Regions from separate parts of the Homo sapiens genome. Here all the other regions are linked to region 1. A link is a loop called in an ENCODE intact Hi-C map of the cell type or tissue named here. Cell type or tissue: endothelial cell of umbilical vein. All regions are shown on one strand. Links, peaks and the distances in the headings refer to the core of each region. The heading gives the core; the rest is flanking DNA.

Region 1 (10,742 bases), core at 5,743-10,742:
CATGAAAAACAAAGAGAAAGGCAAGGCGGTTAATATTTGCTTTCAATGCAAGGGGCAAAACAAACCCAGAAATTCCCATTTGCAACTTCTACCTGCCAACAAAAAGTGACAACAGCATGAACTGAAGTTTCTACCCTGAGCAGGAGAGGTAAAGACTGGAAACTATGATGAAGAAAGGCAAGAGGTGTCAAGTTCTCCTGGAGCTGGAAGTGTCACCAACATTTTGTGTTAATTAGCACAAGAGAGACCAGAGGCTGCGTAAGCTGGAGCCAGGAGACTGAGCTATGACAATGTGACAATACCAATGCTGCAGACACCAACTGATCCTTCTGAAATGCATTCATTTGAAAACAAACAAAAGTTATCTATATATACAAACTGTCTAAATGTATACACTCATGCACGCCTGTGTGTGTGCGTGTGTGTATATGGAACACACACGCACGCACACTCTCGCCGTAATGTCAACCACCTTCAACCTTTTCAAGGAAGTCTGGTCACCAGAGTACCCGAAGGGATTTTTGTTATTACAAGGTCTCCCTAATGCCACAGACCCAATAGCTCAGACCTCAAGAACCAGACTGTGACATTGAGGTCGAAGTTGGATCATTGTTCCTGGGCAGAAACCCTGTAGGTTACAAACGCCAGTTCTGCAATCTTAAAAAACCCACTTGGATTACACCTGTGATTCTCAGTCCTGGGTGCACATGATGGTCATCTGGGGAAATTTGAAAAAAAAAAATTGAGGTGCCTGGGTCCCATTCTAGACTAAGTGAATTTGAATCCTAGGGGTGGGGACTCAGGCATTTCTTTTCTTTTTTCTTTTTCTTTTTTTTTTTTTTTTTTTTTTTTTTGAGATGGAGTCAGGCTCTGTTGCCCAGGCTGGAGTGCAGTGGCGCAGTCTCAGCTCACTGCAACCTCCACCTTCCAGGTTCAAGCGATTCTCCTGCCTCAGCCTCCCGAGCATCTGGGATTACAGGCATGCACCGCCATGCCTGGCTAATTTTTTGTATTTCTAGTAGAGATGGGGTTTCACCATGTTGGCCAGGCTGGTCTCGAGCTCCTGACCTCAAGTGATCCACCTGCCTTGGCCTCCCAAAGTGCTGGGATTACAGGCATGAGCCACCATGCCCAGCCTGGCATCTCTTTTTCTTTTTTTTTGAGACGGAGTCTCGCTCTGTCGCCAGGCTGGAGTGCAGTGACATGATCTCGGCTCACTGCAACAACATCCACCTCCACAGTTCAAGTGATTCTCCTGCCTCAGCCTCCCAAGTAGCTGGGACTACAGGCGCATGCCACCATGTCCGGCTCATTTTTTGTATTTTTAGTAGAGACAGGGTTTCACTATATAGGCCAAGATGGTCTCGAACTCCAGACCTCGTGATCCGCCCACCTTGGCCTCCCAAAGTGCTGGGATTACAGGCATGAGCCACCACGCCCAGCCTGGCATCTCTATTTTTAATGTACCCCAGGTGATTCTGACACTGAGCCAGGGCTGAGAACCACTGCCCTAAGCTAGAGGTTGGCAATTTTTTTTCTGTTAAGGGCCACATAGTAAATGTTGCAGACTTTGAAGGCCCTATGGTCTTTGTCATATAGAGTCAAGTCATCATCATGGTGTGAAAGCTGCCAAAACACTGCATAAATGGGTATGGCTGTGTTATAACAAAACTTTCTTTGTATGATCAAGTGGTGGGCCTACTTTGCCAAACCCTGCTGTAGACTCCATAAGATTCACTGCCTGATTTAAGCAGGCATTTTAGATTCTTCTGGTGTCCTTACCGCTCATGGCCCAACTTTTAAGATTTTAAGATCCAGTTTTGGGCTTCAGAAGGAAAGATTTGTTTGCATTCTCTTTACTGTTATGAGAAAATCAAAGAGCAGTGGTGGATTGATGGGGTGATAGGTGTGTGTGTTGGGGGTAGGTCTGTGGGAACTAGAAAAGGCAGAAGTGTTTGTTACTTGCAAGTCAGGGAGCCCTACTTGAATTTTCTCCCGCCATCACCAAAACCAGTACTGAAAATCACATTTGGGCAACCATGCTTTTAAATAATTATTGCCTCTGTTTTCCTTCTTCAACAACTGACCTTTTCAAATCCAGTCCTAGCACTCACTCCTCCCTCACCTAACCCCTACTAAAATTTTTCCTTTGTTTGAAGAATCCAGGGGAGCATGGAGAAGAAAAATGATTCCTTGATTTTTTTTTCGGTAAAGTTTAAATAGAAATAGGTGAAAAAAAATCCAAGGTAAAATTTTTCAATAGATCAAATTTTGTTCAAGGAGAGTAATCTCCTCTATTTTTTTTTTTTTTTTTAGCACCAAAGAACCCAGAATTACTCTGCTTATTGGAGCACTCGACAATCCAGTTTTCTGACTGGAGAGGCCTTTCAGTAAAAGCAGCTTCTGATATGGTTTGGATTTGTGTCCCCACCCAAATCTCATGTCAAATTGTGATCCCTAATGTTGGAGGTGGGGCCTGGTGGGAGGTGATTGCACCACAGGGGTGATTTCTTTTGAATAGTTTAGCACCATTCCTTTGGTGCTGTTCTCTCAATAGAGTTCTCACGAGATCTGGTTGTTTAAAGGCGTGTAGCACCTTCCCCCTCTCTCTTTTCCTCTTGCACCAGCCATGTAAGAGGTACTTGCTTCCCCTTCGCCTTCTACCATGATTGTAAGATTCCTGTGGCCTCCCCAGCCATGCTTCCTATACAGCCTGCAGAACCATGAGCCAATTAAACCTCTTTTCTTTATAAATTACCCAATCTCAGGTATTTCTTTACAGTAGTGCGAGAACAGACTAATACAGCTTCTCATCCAACACTGTCATCAAGGCAGTCAGCCAGAGTCTACTTGAATGCCTCCCGGGATGAGGTGCTCAGTACCTATTCAGGTAGCCTGTTCCACAGTTGGGCAGCTCTAGTAGCCTAATTTTCAGATACTGAACTGAAACCTGTCACCCTCACACTCCCAATTATTGGTCCTAGTTGTGCCCGTTGAGTTTTCTCCTTATCCACAAGACAAGCTTTGAGATACTGGAAACCTGATTGTGGGTGCCTCTGGTCAAACATTTCTAGTTCCTCCAAAACTTAACATCGCATAGAAAAACTAAGAACGCACAGAAACACTCTACATCAGATGATTCTGACAGGGAAGTCTTGAGAAATGTTTTTCAGGCTGCTAAAAAATCCAGTACAATGGAAGGTTTTGTTACTTTTGTTGAAAGACTACTATAATTCTTCCCTCTATATATGCTATGAAAACTGTTCTTTGACACAGGTTTGTTAGGGGTCAATTTTTACGTGAAGATGAACCCGTGCATCTATGCAGGAGATGAGAACACACTAGTGCGCTAAAAGAAGGACATATCATATCACTAACAGATCCCCTTCCAATGGGGATCACTAACAGATCCCCTTCCAATGGGGGCTGCTGCAAATATTCAGGATTTCCCCTTTGGGGCAACAGGAATCTCATAACCACCTACAGTTCCTTTTTCACTTTGCTGTCAGGAAATTCATCCTTGAACTTGAAGTCCACCTTTAGCATATATACACATATATGTGTATACACACACACACACACACACACATAAGGATCTAAATCAATGAATATTTTCATGAAAATTTAGGTTCAAGGAAGGTTAATATCTAAATATTTGGGCCACATTCTCACTCATTTGCTAAAGGTGGACTTCAAGTTCAAGGATGAATTTCCTGACCGCAAAGTGAAAAAGGAACTGTAACTGGTTATATTATATATATATATATATATAATATATATATATATTATATATATATATATATTATATATATATATTATATATATATATATAATATATATATATATATTATATATATATAGTTTTGTTTTGTTTTATTTTATTTTATGGGTCAGGTAAGCTACCTCAAATGTCCAAGAATGTAGAGTATAATAATGAACAAGTGAACACATGAATGAGTGAATGCATAAGTAGGCAGAATGTCTTATAAATCTTTGTATCTTGCCCCCTCCCAGTGCCTGGTGTGTAAGTACAGATGCGTGATGGATGGACGGATGGATGGATGGATGGATGGATAGGTGGATGGGTGGGTAGATGGATGGATGGATAGGTAGATGGATGAATGGATAGGTGGATGGAGAGATGGATGGATGAATGGATGGGTGGGTGGATGGATGGATGAATGAATGGATAGGTGGATGGGTGAGTGGGTGGATGGATGGATGGATGAATGGATAGGTAGATGGATAGATGGATGGGTGGGTGGGTGGGTGGATGGATGGATGGATGGATGGATGGATAGGTGGATGGATAAATGGATGGGTGGATGGATGGATGAATGAATGAATGGATAGGTGGGTGGGTGGTTGGATTATTGGATGGATGGATGGATGGACGGATGGATGGATAGGTGGGTGGGTGGGTGGATTGCTGGATGGATGGATGCATGGATGGATGGATGGATGGATGGACACACGGATGAATGGATGGATGGATGGATGGATGGATGGATGGATGGAAAGCCCACTCCCTTTTCTACTCTTTGCATTTGGCCTCCAAACGCACCATGCCCATTATGATATTCCCTCGTATTAATCATGACTTTTTATTTTTTGCATATTCTGATGTTGTGACATCTGGGACTCTGCTAATACTAAATAAGCTGCTGCTCCCAGAGCTGACTGATTCCTAGCAATAGCACACAACTCACAAGAAACATGCTTTTCATATGAAAACCGAACAATCCAGAGCCCACACCTTTCCCTTCCTCTATCAGGCTATTATACTTTGAGACAATGTTTCCTGCCCTAATTACCTCAGGGCCAGGCCAGGAAACTAGGGACAGCCCCTATGCTCAGAGCCTGCTGAAATCACTCAAACTACCAATCCTAAACCTGCTGAACCTGCCTCTCCCATTCCTTCCTGTGAAAACCACAAGAAAGGTTCTTGTCCATCTTTCTTCTCTCTCCTTTTGCCACTTAATGGGCCGTGGGGCTTCCCATGGGGCCCTGCATGGTGTGGCACCCCCCTCCTCTTGGGAACTGTGAGTAACAAACTATTTTTTTGAGATGGAGTCTCGCTCTGTCGCCCAGGCTGGAGTGCAGTGGCGCCATCTTGGCTCACTGCAAGCTCCACCTCCCGGGTTCATGCCATTCTCTTGCCTCAGCCTCCCAAGTAGCTGGGAGTAGAGGCGCCCACCACCACGCCAGCTAATTTTTTGTATTTTTGGTAGAGGTGGGGTTTCACTGTGTTAGCCAGGATGGTTTCAATCTCCTGACCTCGTGATCCTCCTGCCTCAGCCACCCAAAGTGCAGGAACTACAGGCGTGAGCCACGGCACCTGGCCACAAACTGTTTTTTAAAATGGAAGTTGTCTCCTGATCTGTGGGCCTCACCATAGCTGAATTATAATAAAACCCACATTTTAAAATATCCCTGCCCCCAAATTCTTATAGAGTTTAGATCACTCATTTCCCAGCTGCAACCTTAACTGCTACTCTGTGAATCTAACCTCATCAATTCTAGGAACAAAATCTAGGTCTTCTCCCTCTTTGCACCTGCCCCCTGGACTCCCAGAGTTGCTGTTCACAGTACTGATCAGGCTGTTAATGTCAGTGACATCACCAGACAGAATTCACAGGCCAGAACCATGACAGCCTGGGTGAAGGTACTCAGGAATCAGTGTGGGACCCAGCAGTGTGCCAGCCCAAGGGGCCTTCTGAACATCCATCCCTGATTGGATGGGTCACTATGGCTATATTGGTGGAATTCTGACCTGGAATGAAGTCCCTACATGGTGCTTTTCTGGCACTGAGCCACTGTGAAGGGATTTCACCCAGGCCAGCATTTTCTATGCCTAGGTTCAGGTATCCAGGGAACTTCCCTGGCTACATAATGAGCAGCAGATGTACACATGCTTGGCCAAGGCTCAGCCATCTTGGCATTTAAATGGTCAATTAAGGTGCTGCATCTGATTGGCCCCTGGGAAGAAAAGAGGTGCTGTGCCGCATGGTGCCATCAGGCATGAAGGAACCTCCCTGAGTCGAGAGGCTGCTGGTTGTCGGATCTCTGCTGCACAGCTCCATGTCTTTTGGGCTTCCTCTTTGCTCTGCACTGTGCACACTTCATCCTTTACTCTGACCCAGCCAACCCAGGAGACAGGCACTATCATTATGGTGTGCACACCAGAAGGGTCTGCAGACCCACTTTTGTATAAGGATGTCTCCTCCCTTACCACTGATCCACGTGGTAAGAGCACTGGGACCCTGGCAGCCAACAATGTGGTCAATGGATCAGGGTTGCACCTGAATCCATTCCTTGGAAATTCAGAATGGGACTATGATTCTGGACTCCAACTGACTGGTCCTTCGAATCAAAGGGATGGTGTGCAGGCCATTAGCTGCTACGTGGACTGGAGAGCAAAGACTAGTGAGGAAGGAAGAAAGAGAGAGACATAGAGATGAGAGAAGAGGAGAGAGAGAAAAAGAGAGAGAAGGAGAGAGAGAGAAAGCATGCAAAAGAGAGACCTGTTCTGGCCAGTTCCTGAGGCCCCACTACACCCTAACCCTTGGGTTTATGCAACTCTGCTACTCTTAAAGTAAATCCAACTTTTTAATGGTGCTCTCATGGGTTTCTGTTGGTTACAATTAAAAGCAGCTCAACTAATTTCTTCAATAAGCAAACTGCAAATGAAAAAAAAAAAAGAGGAAAGAGGGGAAAAGAAACTTGTCAAGAGAGGCTTAAGAGACACACCAGCTCGTTGCAATGTATGGGCTTTGATTCAGACAATTTTTTAAAATATTTTAAAAAATCATTGTATTCTGAAAGTTTGAAAACATAACTAAAATTCTTAAGAAAATATAAAATGCCAAAATTAGGGCAAGAAGAATTGGGAAATTTTAAATAAACCAATGAATGTTAAAAACAGCAACATAGAGACCTTGACTCAAATATTTCTGATCCCCATCTTGCAGCTGTGCTAACCAAGGCACAGAGACGTTAGGTTACCCATCGAAGAAATGAGAGCGAGGTTTGAACCCCAGGCCTGGCCCTAAAGCTCACATCCCTAACCATTACACAGTACTGTCCGTTGACCTCGTCCCTGACCAGGACACCAGATGTCACTCATAGCATGTCCCAGTAAACCACAAGGAAATCATTAGCAGAAGTATTCCAAGTCCTTCCAAATTAGGTCACCACCCCCTGCAATGCTGCCTGCCACCTTGGAGGGTCCCTCTGCAGATGGATGCGTGCTTTTGGTGGTTATTTGCAATTTCAAATATTTTAGTCAGTTCTTCCCTTCTGCAAGGGAAGAATCCTGTCTTCAAAGTCTAAATGCCATAAAAGGGCTTCCCTGCATAAACAAGCCTGCAGTGGGGGGAACTGGAATAGGAAACAACGTTTTTATCATAAGCTTGCCTGTATATTTTTTCTACCATAAGTATATATTTGATAAAAGTTTTATGTTTTATTTACAAAAAATTACTATGTACCCTGTACATAGTGCAGCATTTCTGATCTTCTGTCTTCAACACCAATCGGGGGAAATATTTACAAATGTTATATTTGACAAGAAAATTTTCTTTGTACAAAATGAGTGGGTATCTACAGTAGAACAAAATTGAAAATTACAACAGAAAAAAAGGCACATGGATTAAATTATTCTATGACAAATGATTTCCTTTCATTCTTCCTTCTACGTTTGTTGCATTTTTGATGGCTTAACACTATTTTGACCACATTGTGTGTGCACCAGTAAGGTATGCTGCATAGTGGACACAGCTGGCTGCCTGCCCAATATCTTTTCTCGCCTTTCCTGAATGGTAGCCGTTGTCACTGCTATTTATCTTGCTTCCTCTTCATCACTGCATGTTGAGCAGATAACTTGTCTTTTAGTTGATTAGCACAAGGAACCAGACACATTCAAACCTGGTGGGAAACTGGCACAGTCCTGCCCGATCCTGGACTTTGCACCCTAGCTGCAATAACATAATGAAACTTTGTAGCCCTCTCCCTTGGGAAGAAGGTGAGTCATGTCTGTGTATTGGAAAAGGGTATGTACAAATATCTTGGGAAGCTAATGGGGTGGACCGAGACAGATGCTGCTGGTTGCCTCCCCAATATCCATTTTCCCCTTCTTTCTAACAAACAGAATCCCAATTTCTTTCCTTTTCTTTTTCTTTTTTTTTTGAGATGGAGTCTCCCTCTGTCGCCCAGGCTGGAGTGCAGTGGTGCGATCTCAGCTCACTGCAACCTCCGCCTTCCGGATTCAAGCAATTCTCCTGCCTCAGCCTCCCAAGTAGCTGGGACTACAGGCGTGCACCATCACACCCAGCTAATTTTTTTTGTATTTTCAGTACAGACGGGGTTTCACTGTGTTAGCCAGGGTGGTCTTGATCTCCTGACTTCATGATCTGCCCACTCAGAACCCAATTTCAAGTTAGCAATCTTCCTGGTTTAAAAACAACCATTTCCCAGCCTTCTTGCACTCAGAGGTAGCCATGTAACAAAGTTTGGCCAAGGAGCTGGGAGTGGAACTCAGGGAGTAGGGGTTCCAGGAATGCTTTTTAAAAGGGGGCAGACAATGCTGGTGTGTGCCCCCGTTCCCATTCCTTTAATCTGCCTTCCCAAAACAAAGGTGCGAAGCTGGATTACACAACCGCCACTGCTAAGAATGACTGAGCAGTGAACAGAGGTAGCTGGTTCCTGAATGGCCCTACTGGGCCCCAGAACTGGGCCAGGCTGTCTCTCTCTGGGCTTATTTGTATATGATCAAGAAATCCTCTTTGATGAAGCCATTGTAAGTCAAGTTTTTGTTACTTGCAGGTGAACGATAAAATAGACATCCTTGTGTTATTACAAACCCATCATGTGTGACGGTAAACAGAATGCTTACTCAACCATATCCCAATTGTTGGATATTTCAGCTAGTTCCAATGTTTTTTTCCTGCTGCTATACATACTTCAGTAATAAGCATTTTATGCATAAATGCCTGTGGGTACTTGCAATTCTATAGCACTTTACAATCTGCAAAACTCTTCCAACTCCATTCTCTCATGAAGCCAGAGAAAAATAATTCAAGATAAGATGGCTCGGCAGACAAATAACAGGCAACAGGCTCTCTGGGATGTGTTCTTCCCTCTGTTATGTTGCCCCACATGTAACTTCTTCACAAAAAGCCATGCAGTGTTCATAAATATTGGCGGCTGAGCCAAAAGCAAGAAATGCAAAACAATTACACATCCTGAAGAGCTACAGAGCATGTCATCCAGGTTCTAAAACCCTGCAGATTAACTCTATTGGAGGTCACCCCGTTAAGTCAGGAAGCCTGTCTCTTACTTCAGGTACAAAGAATGAACGAATGCAGGGGACTAAGGCATAAACAAGGGCTCATGAATACTGTATATTGCTTGGGGCCTCTGAAAAACATAGGGGGACTGGCCCAAAGCCTCAAGATGATGAGCTACATGTTTGCATGTGGGAGCTGGGAGGGGAGGAGAATGGAAAGGACAAGCACTAGAAAAGGTGGCAAGGACTAGGAGATCTTGCAAAGGTATTAGGAGAGGGCTGGTTCTTAACGACAGTACAGGAAATCTGCTCCAGGGACCACCTGGAGCCAAACATCACCTCCTCTAACCTCTGGATTTCCTGAGTGCACTTTTTATTTCCCATGTGGTATGGAATACGCATTTGGCGTCTGCACTCAATGATCTCATGTGTGTGTGTAATGGGGGGTGGGTGTCGCAGGGCCAAAGGCAACGTCCATCTTCTTGGTTCTTAGACAATGATGATAAAACCACCACCCACCATCCTGCATTCTAAGAAAGCTTTGTGCCTCTGCATGTGATATTCATTTTGTGGATGGGATCCAATCATTCTGGCTGTGAATCGAATCCCATATTCTCACCGGCCAACCCTATAAAATCAGAGATGTAGTAAAAGGGACTCGTCTCCTAGTCAAGTGGTCTTTGCACTCTTTAAAACACATTTGTTCCCTACTTGTCCGATTCTGAATGTCTTCGATTGTATAAATACAATTCTTTTGTTACAGAACGAGGACGACCTAGCATCTGAATCAAAAAGGTCATTGTATACCCTTGAGTGTGAAAACTAGGAACCTGTATTTATTAAGTTCTGTGCATGGCTCTGGGCACTTGAGAGATAGGTATTATTATCTCTGTTTTGTAGAGGAGGAAACTGAGGCTCAGAAAGGTAAAGGAATTTTATGCTCAGGGTCACACACATAAAAATGATATTCTCAATGTCTTAGAAAGATTGGCTGTAATTCTGGGAACATGCAGTGTCACAGGGAGAATTGTGGGGCCTTTGCTGGTGAACAGCACCTCTTCCCATTGTTCAACTGTCTCTTTTGTTGGAGTGCTGGAGCTCCTCAGAGCCTAGTGGTTTTCTGAGACACATTCCCTTCCTTTTACTTATTCTCATAGCTCCAGGCACAGGTTCTAAACTTGGGTCCAAGGACCCGAGCCAGGCCTGGGGTCTCTTTATGCAGAGATGAGTTTTCTGCACTCAGCCCCCATGGAGGAGAAGGATTAGCGAGGCAAAGCCCAACTTGATTGAAAAATAACTTCCCTGCAGACCACTTTATGGCTCTGCGCCTCTTCCTTCCAGTCCTGCTGGGTCTGGGCCCAAGACCGTGGACTCGGGGTGGTCCTTCCTTCTCCAAGGGGCCGGAAATTACCAAAGGAGCAACAGGGGGTGCTGAGTGTGCCAGCTGAAGTCGGGC
Region 2 (5,000 bases), core at 1-5,000, 66 kb before region 1:
CTGCCTCTTCTCACTAGACGGTCAGCTCTGGGAGGATAAAAACCTTGTTTTGGTTTCCTATTATATTCGCAGCAACCAGAACAGTGCTGATGCCAAGTAGGTGTGTAATAAATATTTGTTGCACCACCTTTTATTTGCTCTCCCTCTGTCCCCATCTTACTCCTGCTGCCCTTGGTTGCATCCCCTCTGCCCTCAAATGATGCAATCATCACGTCAGCTTTGGCTCAGGCTCTGTCTTCTGAGGACCCCTGGCAACTACAGTAACTTCCTGGAGGTCACACAGCTAGTAAAAGACAGATCTAGGATTCAGACCTAGGCAGTCCCACTCCAGAGCTGCATAGCTACTACTACTATTATTACTACTACTTGGAGCATTACAAAGGCTCTAGGCAAGTTAATGCAGTTTAAAAAAGGGCATATTCTCTACAATCTCTACCACTCTAAAGCCAATTGGCTTCGCTTCGGCCCTGGCAAAAGTATTATTTGTTGGGACTATTTGTTGGAAAGATAGTGTAATTTCTGGTTGTCAAAACCACAAACACACATGAAAATAAGTATCATCAACGAAATCGTCAGTTCAAGAAATTTATATTCAAAAATTTTCTTAAGAATACACATGATTTTACAAGATCATTCATCATAGCACCAAGCCTAATATTCCTTAATAGAAAACAGTCAAATAACAAATACTCCAGTTAATTCCCACAGGTATAAATTATTCAAATAGCCATTTATATCTTAATTTACAGTAATCAATAAATAAGACGGCACATTCATATATTGTTTATAAAGATCTTTTTTTTTACAAAGCTACAGCTATGTATATCCTAAATAGACAAAAATAATCCTTGTACTACAAAATAACATTTCATTTTCCTCAATAGTTTTCTTAGAGCTCTCAGTAAAAACTTTCAGACATAGTCAATTAAGCCCTGCACAATAAGGAAACATTCAATCTGCTCAATAGACCAGACTCCCCCAAAATAAAACAATGATCACCACCCACTACAATATGGTCTGAACAATCTCCTGTCTCCAAGTTTAGTTAAGTCTGTCCTGAGGATGTACAGTAGGGAACGACCATTTTTCCGTGTTCACAATTTGTCTTTGGCGGATAGTATCAGCACCACTGTGAGTGACATAGGCAGCATCTTATGGTGCAATTTCAAGGGCAGAGGGCAGGTGTCCCCTGCACCACATTCCCTCCCCACAGCTACCGCCCCTACCCCAGGGACATTCTACACAAACACACCAGCATTTGGCTTAAGGGATCCTTGTTGGAATGCAAACGGCTCCGATTCTGAGTAGAATTTCAGAAGCCTTTTTGAGTCGTTACTCGGGGAAGGGGAAAAGATGAGGGATGGGAAGATCTAGTCCTGTACAGCTATTTATTCCTGCAGTTGAACTTTTGAATTTAAAAGAAATTCCCTTAGGAAACTGCCTCAGATGCTGACGTAATTTAAGGAGACCAATTTCCTTCTAACAGCCCTAGGAAGCAGATTTCCCAGGTTCTACTTCAAACATTCATCTGAAACCTTTAAGATTCAGACTACCTTCTGTCTGACCAAACTCTTCCCAAAGGCACCTTTCTCAGATACTAAAGCCAAGAAGCACTGCCCTAAGCTTTGGGCTGATATACAGAGGTACACTTGCTTTAAGCAAATAGGCCACTTATTGAGATAAATAAAAACTACCTTCGTAACCTTTGGATTTTTAAACTTAGAAAGGACTTTTAAAAGAAGTCTTCCCACTTCCAACCCAGAGAGGTAAATTCAAGGCATCTGCAGGTGAGCCACAGCTAGGACGTGGGTTCTCCATACCCATACCAGTGTTGGCCTGCTTTGGACAATGTCAACTCTCCAGACAACAGGCACTCCCAGAGTTTCCTTTAAAAAAGTGTCTAAATCCTTGCATGACATTTAGCAATACTGGCATTCTGGCACAGCATGGGCTTGTAGAGAATACACACCTATTGATTTTTGCTGGGGCTAAAGGAAGTGGTAGCTATTGCAAACAGAATACAAGTATCAAATGATATTTTGCTATTTTGTTTTTTGTAACAATGCAAAAATCACTACTTTTAAGCTTAAAATACAGGAAAAATAATAATCCCTGCCTCAGAGACCAACCAGTTATGAATTCATCCAAGTAATTCGTGGTCTCTACTTCTCCATTTTAATTACACTGCCCTCAGGCCTTCTCTACTTTTCTTTTTGAAGGAGAAAGCCCAATTTCCTACTCTGTGAAGTACGTGTTAGAGGTGCAGAGATGAGCAGCTGGGGGCAGGATGTATAGTTAATTGGAGGCCCTGAAGAACTGTCTTTGATGTTGGACACTGAGATTTTACTGCAAAAGACCCTTTCAAGGCGGCCATTTTGGTTGCAAATTTGCAACTGCAGTGAAGTTTAGAGTGTTTGAAAATAACAGTCCTATGTTCCCAGTTCTGCTACTTACTAGTTCACGCTATGACCTTATTTTTCTGTCCTGTGCTTTAGCTTCCTTTCCGAAATAAACACCTCCCACGATTGTTCTAAGGGTCAAGTGAGTTAATGAGTAAACAATGGCTTAAACTTCCTCTTGCAAAAAGGCCTGAGTTAGATTTGAGACAGGGTAGCTCAGAAAAAAGTAATGGATTGGAGAGAGGTTGGAAGAAGCTATGGTACACTAAGGGTTAGGGAAAGAGGTATAGTCAACGCTTGCTTCAAGAGGAAGGAAATAGAGAAAAGGGGGCTGCTGGGCATCCTACAACTTCATAAACTTTCAAGAAAAGTATTTTTCATCCAACAAATATGTGCTGAATGCCTATAATGCACAGAAGCTCAGAAGTTAGTTTGCCAAGATCACCCAGAGATCTGGTGACAGAGCTGGGACTCCAATCTAAATCTGGCTGACTCCCAAACCTGACTTCTTTCTCTAGCCCACAATACCTCCCAGAGAAGAAGGCAGTGATTAAAATGAAAACAAAAAAAAGGGTTCCTTTAAAGAGAACACTGCTAGATGAAGCTATTCTTGACATCTGAGTGTCAGGGATTTAAACAAATTAGCAGTGCGATTGAGGCCGTGGATTGTTGAGGCATGTGTATATTTAAAAACAACTTGGTCAAACAGTACAAAATACTGGTTGTCTTTTTCCCATAGACAAGAATGTTTTTTGGCATGTTGCTCCAGCCCTGGCTGGGAGGAACTGCTTGCTTGATGTGTTCTCATCAAGGTTCTCAGAACAAGTTCTAAACACAAAGAAGCCAGTATTCCCAGCATTGTGGGGTCTGGCAACTGCAGAACACTCAGCTCAGAAACTCTGATAACTTTTGTGGGCTCTTGGGGAACCAGCAGCTCTGAGTCTCCAGGCTTTTGACCCACACCTGACCAAGCTCACCCCATGCCCTGTCTCACACACAATGGTAGAGAAGTGACAAGACCTGAAGGTCCTGTAGGACTCTTAAGAAAAATCAGAGTGAAGGCCAGGCACAGTGGTTCATGCCTATAATCCCAGCATTTTGGTAGGCCAAGGCAGGAGGATCACTTGAGGCCAGGAGTTCGAGACCAGCCTGAGCAACAGTGAGACCTGTATCTATAAAAGATAAAAAAATTAGGTGGGCGTGGTGGCATGCACCTGTACTACCAGCTACTTGGGAGGCTGAGGCAGGAGGATTGCCTGAGCCCAGGAGTTTCAGGCTGCAGTGAGCTGTGATCACACCACTGTACTCCAGCCTCGGTGACAGAGTAAGATGCTGTCTCTTAAAAAAAAAATCAGAGTGAAGAGGGCAGGTGCTCACGTGGAGCCCAAAGATACAGGTGTCTGCACACGATGGAAATGGAACCTGTGCAAAGTCCATGCAAAGTCTGTGCACCGGGCTCACTTCCATGAGCTGCTGACTGCTGTTTTCCAAGGAAATGCCTGATGAGAGCAAGGCGCAAGATCTGTGGAGCTCAAGGGGATGCTTGTGTCTCATGTTTGGTTCTCCCACGCTGGCTGTTAGGGGAAAAGAGCCATAGCAATTTTCAGCACAGAAGCACAATAATGCCCACTCCAGCTCCCAGCCTTCCACCACCCAACCCAGGTCCTGGACCTTGTCATTAGGGCAGCCCCCTCATCAGTTGGATGGGACAGAACAACCTGCTATGTGGTGATGGTTCCAGATGGCAGCTGCTGGCCCAAGACGTTAAATCTTCCCCAAATGCTGTGTCAGCAGTGATTATGCAATGTCGGGGAAGGAGAAATAACACAGCTGGGCCTCACAGGGCTTTGTGCAGTCTCATTTCCTGGCTGAGAAGGTCCCGAGATACCAGGCTGACTGGAAGCTCCCACACAGCCCATTTCTGGGACCTGAGGGCGCAAGGCTCCACAGAGGAATACCGGCGGGGAATGCAGTGGAGACCCCCAGGAAGGTGTCTCCAAGCAGAAGGGAGAGAGAGGCCGTGTCTCAAAACTCCAGAGGCTTCTGAAGTCCTTCTGGAGAGTTAAGAAAATCGGAGCTCATGTGAAAGCATTCTTGTCATACAACTGCCTTCCAATGGCATGACCACGGAAGGAGAACAGCTCCTCACCAAAGCAGCCATGATGGATTCTGACATTTTCGTAAGACACATCTGTACTTGCTAATTCTGACTTTTGTTGGAGAGATGAGCTCCATGGTGTTCTGAGTCCCTAGCGATGGTGGGTAGGGAGGTTAGCTTCAGCAGCTGAGGCTGTGGTTTTGTAGTAAACTTAACTGGGAATGAAGATGGCTATCTGGAGGTCATCAACTAGCAGGGCGACTAGTCGTTTCCTCTTTCTAATCTTCAGTTTTTCATCTCTTAAATGAGGCACTGAACGCTTACATAATTCCTGAGGTTTTCGAACAGTCTGTGACTTACAGAGATCAACAACACAGGCTGCCCCCAGTGCCTCTGCCTTCCCTCTGTTCCATCCTGATAAAGAGCAGGCATGCACTGCATGGGAAGAGGGTGGGGGGAACTATGCTGAACCTCAGAAATGGAGACGCCCATGTTCTGGGTGG
Region 3 (5,000 bases), core at 1-5,000, 180 kb after region 1:
GCTCTCTGACCCAGAGATTCCCACTGTGCTACTGAGCAACATCAGCTGGACATGTGCGCTCTGGTCCCATCCCCCTCTCTCCACCCAAGCAGGATGTACAGTCTACAGGACAGGTCACTGCTCTTCTGTTCACTGATCTTGGCACAGTCAGAACTAAGGAAGGAAGGAAGGAAGGAAGGAAGGAAGGAAAGAAGGGAGGGAGGGAGGGAGGGTAGAGACAGCAATGAACGCTATGGCTGTGAACATACCACAGTAACACATTAATTACAGGTTGTAGGAACCTGAGGCTGTGCTGGAGGGCTGGTGTTAGCCAGCAAATGTCACTACTCAAAAACATTTAGTGTGCACTTACTATGTGCTAGGCACCATGGCTAGACACCAGGGGGACCAGACTTGACACCCACATGGATCCTGGCCTAGGGGCTGCATAGGTGGGGGCTTCCAACCAGAGAGAGGCTTAAAGTGCAGGAGCTAGAGTCGGTCTGGACACAAGGTCCTAGGTCCCCCGTCTCCCACCAGGACCCACCAGGCTGGCCTGTGTAGAGCACCTGTCCTTTCCTGATGATTTTCCCTTTCTCATGAGAAGTGTGTTTGTTATTCTAAACTGGGGGGTGTTGGGGGCAGGGCTTAAGTGATCAGAAGCATTTCTACTTTCATATACAACAGTTCACACGATCTTCAAAATAAGTTCATGAAGTAAATAAGGTTGCCATTAATAGTTCCATTTTAGGCTGGGTGCAGTGGCTCATGCCTGTAATCCCAGCACTTTGGGAGGCCGAAGAGGGTGGATCACCTGAGGTCAGGAGTTTGAGACTAGCCTGGCCAACATGGTGAAACCCCGTCTCTACTGAAAATACAAAAATTAGCCGGGTGTGGTAGCGCATGCCTGTAATCCCAGCTACTTGGGAGGCTGAGGCAGGAAAATTGCTTGAACCTGGGAGGCAGAGGTTGCAGTGAGCTGAGATTGTGCCATTGCACTCCAGCCTGTGTGACAGGAGACTCTGTCTCAAAGGAAAAAAAAAAAAAAGCTCCATTTTATAGATGGGGAAAGTGAACCCCAAGGGGCCAAACAACTCCCTCGAAGCCACAAAGCCAGTTGGTATTGGGCCCAGAGCCCAGCCTTGATTTTGTGACTGCCCTGCCCAGTCCATTGGTTACCCACTCTCCTATAGATGTTACTTATGACACCAGCCAGAGGCCAAGAAGAAATCACAGATTTCTAGGAAACACAGATTCCAAAGAATGAGAGATCTCAAGGAACTCAGAGCTCCTTGGATCAGAGCATGCCGGAGGAGGCTCGTGTCATTACGGGCCAATGCCTAGCAGGAAAACACAGCATTCATTCCCTTGGAAACAGTGGCACTAGGAGACACCGATTTACACTTGGCTTTTCCAGAAATGGGGAGACACCCCAGGCCCCAGGGAAGTCTTCTCCAAGTCACAACGTGGAAGTTTAACAACATGAGTTTTGGATTCAGAGGCCAGAGACCACTGAGGGGCTGAGGCCTTCCTTGAACAAGTCACTTCAGGCTTGCCCCTTCTGTTTCCTCGCGCTGAAAGTTGAGATTATACTGCCTCCTAGGTGTCACTGGGAGAGTTACAGGAGAGGCCCTAACCACAACTTAGCACAGTTCCTGGCACACACAGTGGATGGCCAATACATAGCATCTCGAGTAATAATCATACCTATTACTCATTGTTGTCGTTATTACTGCTGTTATTGTTATTGCTTCAGCCTGCAAAGACCCTGGGAGTGACTCTGAGCACGGCTCAGTAGGGTAAGTGGAAACACCTGCCTAGTAGAACTCAAAGGCACAATCCCTCCCTCTCCTGTCCCTACCGAGCCCCATAGACTCTCCATCACCAGGGTGGCCACACCGTCCAGTTTGCCCGCAACAACCCAGGTTTCCTGGGACAGTCCCGGTTCACACCTGCTGTCACAGCATAATCATTGGTAGCATCTTTGTCCACTCCCCAGCGTGTCCTGATTTAGGAGGGTGAACTCCAAGATCCCCTCTCTGCTATGTGCCTGTCCCAGCGGAGGACTCTGCACACCCTGCCAGCCTCCCCCCAAGCCTGGGGCTTCTTGAAATCAAGAATCCTGGGGCCCAGCACAGCGCAGCCCAGAGTTGATCCCCCATAAATGTTCTTTGGTCTTCCTGGAACCTTCCAGAAAGCCCACGAGTCTTGCCCCAGTGTCACGGGCCCACCAACCCTCCAGGCACCCTGCCTGCTAGCCGTGTGGAGCAGATGGCAGACACTGTACCTTTTGGAATCCAGTCGGCTCCCCTGGAGAACTTTGTGTCTGTTATTTTAGGGAAGGAGAGGAAAAGGGGGGAAAAAAATAAGTTAAGTGAGTGAAACTTAAATCCCAACAGAGCCTGTAATGGAATATTCGTTTTGTCAGGGGAGTGTTTCTTTAAAACTTCTGGTCATCTGGACAGCCTGAGCCAGCAGATGATTCGATTTAATGAGCTTTTTAACACACTTCAGGCCCAGCTGGGATTCTGTCTGGAAAGGCCGTGGCCAAGGCCGGCGGGGGCCATGGCCAACCTGGCTTGGGCTGGGCTGACACCTAGTGGCCGTCTCGGCTGCTCCCGGGCCAGGAAAGCCTGGGGCGCCCAGCTTGGGGCTGGGGTCTGAGGCTGAAAGGGCCCTTAAGGGCCAGCTCACCACCCTCCTCAGACTTAGGGACCTAGGAAACTTAATGTCCGTGCCTCAGTTTCCTCATTGGTTCACAGGGCATATAACAGCACCTCCTTTAAAGGGCTGTTATAAGGACATAGCATTGAGCAAAGGTTATGATCATTACTAGTTTTGCTATTATTATTATTATTATTATTATTATTATTATTATTATTATTATTTGGTGTGAGGAGACACAGGGGCCCCCGAAAAGGAAGGTGCTTGCTCAACTAAGACACAGGGCAAGTTAGAGACATGGGGCTGGACCCCAGGGCTCCTGATGCCACTCCAGTGCTTCCCCAGGTCACGCCTACAACACACGGGTGTGTCTGCAGGCTGGCTCTGCCACTGACCACCCACGCGGCCTCGGGCAAGGTTTTTCACTGCTTGGAGTCTCAGCTCCCCTCTGCAGTCTGGAGATACAATGACTTGAGCAGAGGGGAACCGTACAGACTGAATGGGACGGTGCACACAGGGCCCTCGGCTTGGGAGATAGGAAGCACTCCTTACACATTAATTATGAGGTCACTGCTGTCCTGACTGGGACTTCAGCCTCATGAGGTGGTTGGATGGCCAAATGGCGTCACCTAAGTGCCCAGAACCCATGAGTGTCCCTGTCCTCTGCCTGAGTGGTCACCACTGTCTGGTGTGTGAATGCACAGGGCAGGGTGGATGCAGGCTTAGCACTGTATCCCCAGGCAAATACGGCCCAGCTATAGTCCTGTCCCTGGAATCTGGGACCTGCACATCCTTGGCACCTACCAGCAGGTGGCCAGAGTCCTTCAGCTTGGACTTGTACAGCATCCACTGGTAGCGCAGATCTTCCAGCTCATCCGAGGTCCCCCTTGCTGGCCCGAGACGAAGGAGGTTCTCAAAGAGATGCTGACCTTCTGGCACCCGAGCCTCCAGCTCCTGGGGGAAACAGCAGCGTCATGGTGCGGCTTCCAAATGGCCCAGACAGCCCCACCTGAATGGTAAGGATGGGTCCATCAAATTTCACTTGACAGACAGGTAGGCAGGGAGGAGGCAGACAGAATCCATAAAGTGGGACTCCCATCTGTGCAATTCAAGCCAAGGCCTAGCCCTTGCTCTCAGGAATGCTACAGGATGGCCTCCTGCATGGAACGGGCAGCTGGGCTGCAGACCTCCAGTGGTCACTTCCAAATATGACATTCCAGGACCAAGTCCTCCAGAGGGCTTGACTAGAGTTCGCATCATTCTAAAAGCTGTCATTGTGAACATGTCTTTCTGTTAGCATTTTGAGCCTGGCAGAATGGTGTTTTAATGTGCAGATTTTTCTCAGGAAATAGAAGTACTGTGTTCCCTTGGGATGGAAACTTTTATTCTCAGGACTCCTGAGAGGTGGTGTGATGGGGCAGTAGGAGCGGGGCTATAAATCCGGGAGCCCAGTTTTAAATCCTGGCTTTGGATCCTGGCTCTGCCCCATTCTACTAGCATGTAATATGGGACACCTTGCTTAGCTTCTCAGAGCCCACAGGAATGTATGCTGTACAAAAAGCAAGGGGGTTTAACTTGAGGAACGGAAAGTCATTTCTGATATGGCTGGAGTTGGGTGGTGGTGCGGTGGGGGGAATGAGAGGAGTAGCCAGATATGAGACAGGAGAGGCAGGCAAGGAAGATTTCCAGGTAATGGCCAACTAGATAATTGGGACCAAACCTCCCACTAAGGACAAAATATTTAAAGCATTTTAAAGGCATAAAAGTATTAACAAAAGAATGTGAGGCACACCGGGCCACAACTTGGGAAAGAATGAAAACCCAGGGCAGTCAGTGCTGTGTTCAGATCTGCTTTTGCCCACAGAACATTTGCCAATTTGGAAGGAATAGCTGTAAAACATCTTTGCTTTTGGCAGCCTCACTGGGCTGGGGAGACAAAGGCCAAAGTCTGGGGCCTGCAGAGGTAGAGATTCTGATAGGGTTCATTCACCCTTTTGCTGAGCTCCTAAAGCCTTCACCCTATTAAAAATGAACCAGAAGTAAACCTGGACCTTGTGTAGACTTGCAGCCCAGTTCAAAGTCATCTTAGTAGACCAGGGAAACTCAAGCCTTGAACTTGGATTTAGTGGTCCCAGAATGAAAGGTCCCTACTCGCCTGGCAGTAGCAAATAAAATCAACTCTGGAGGAAAAGATTATCCTAAATCTTTTTTTTCTTTTTGAGACAGAGTTTCGCTCTTGTTGCCCAGGCTGGAGTGCAATGGCGCGATCTCGGCTCACCGCAACCTCTGCCTCCCAGGTTCAAGCAATTCTCCTGCCTTAGCCTCCCGAATAGCTGGGATTACAGGCATGCACCACC

The links. Peaks named below come from ENCODE experiments on the same cell type or tissue, not always from the same donor. Only the 100,000 strongest peaks of a DNase experiment are listed, where the experiment ranks them.
Region 2: a loop joins it to region 1, with 3 times the contacts of the local background. A loop is called at or near these places in 3 of 110 quality-filtered maps.
Region 3: it touches region 1 in a loop (4-fold over the local background); 3 of 110 quality-filtered maps call a loop at or near these places.

The regions. Positions count from the first base shown.
Region 1 is chr14:95,241,423-95,252,164 of GRCh38, forward strand. The region is part of intron 1 of CLMN (calmin); the gene reads right to left. Among named protein-coding and RNA genes, the nearest start is that of CLMN, 73 kb to the right of the region's middle. In endothelial cell of umbilical vein, for the core only: no CTCF peak of the experiment used is centred there; a DNase peak (open chromatin) is centred at 7,859; H3K27ac peaks cover 2,558 bases.
Region 2 is chr14:95,181,368-95,186,367 of GRCh38, forward strand. It overlaps CLMN (calmin), which reads right to left. Exons shown (of 13, transcript NM_024734.4): 13 at 573-5,000. Among named protein-coding and RNA genes, the nearest start is that of DICER1-AS1, 26 kb to the left of the region's middle. In endothelial cell of umbilical vein, for the core only: no CTCF peak of the experiment used is centred there; DNase peaks (open chromatin) are centred at 2,544, 4,234 and 4,824; H3K27ac peaks cover 2,290 bases.
Region 3 is chr14:95,429,813-95,434,812 of GRCh38, forward strand. SYNE3 (spectrin repeat containing nuclear envelope family member 3) reads right to left here. Exons shown (of 18, transcript NM_152592.6): 16 at 3,448-3,597; 17 at 2,267-2,305. Among named protein-coding and RNA genes, the nearest start is that of SYNE3-AS1, 84 kb to the right of the region's middle. RefSeq lists an enhancer at 1,662-1,801. In endothelial cell of umbilical vein, for the core only: CTCF peaks have their summits at 1,598 and 2,571 (motif pointing left); no DNase peak of the experiment used is centred there.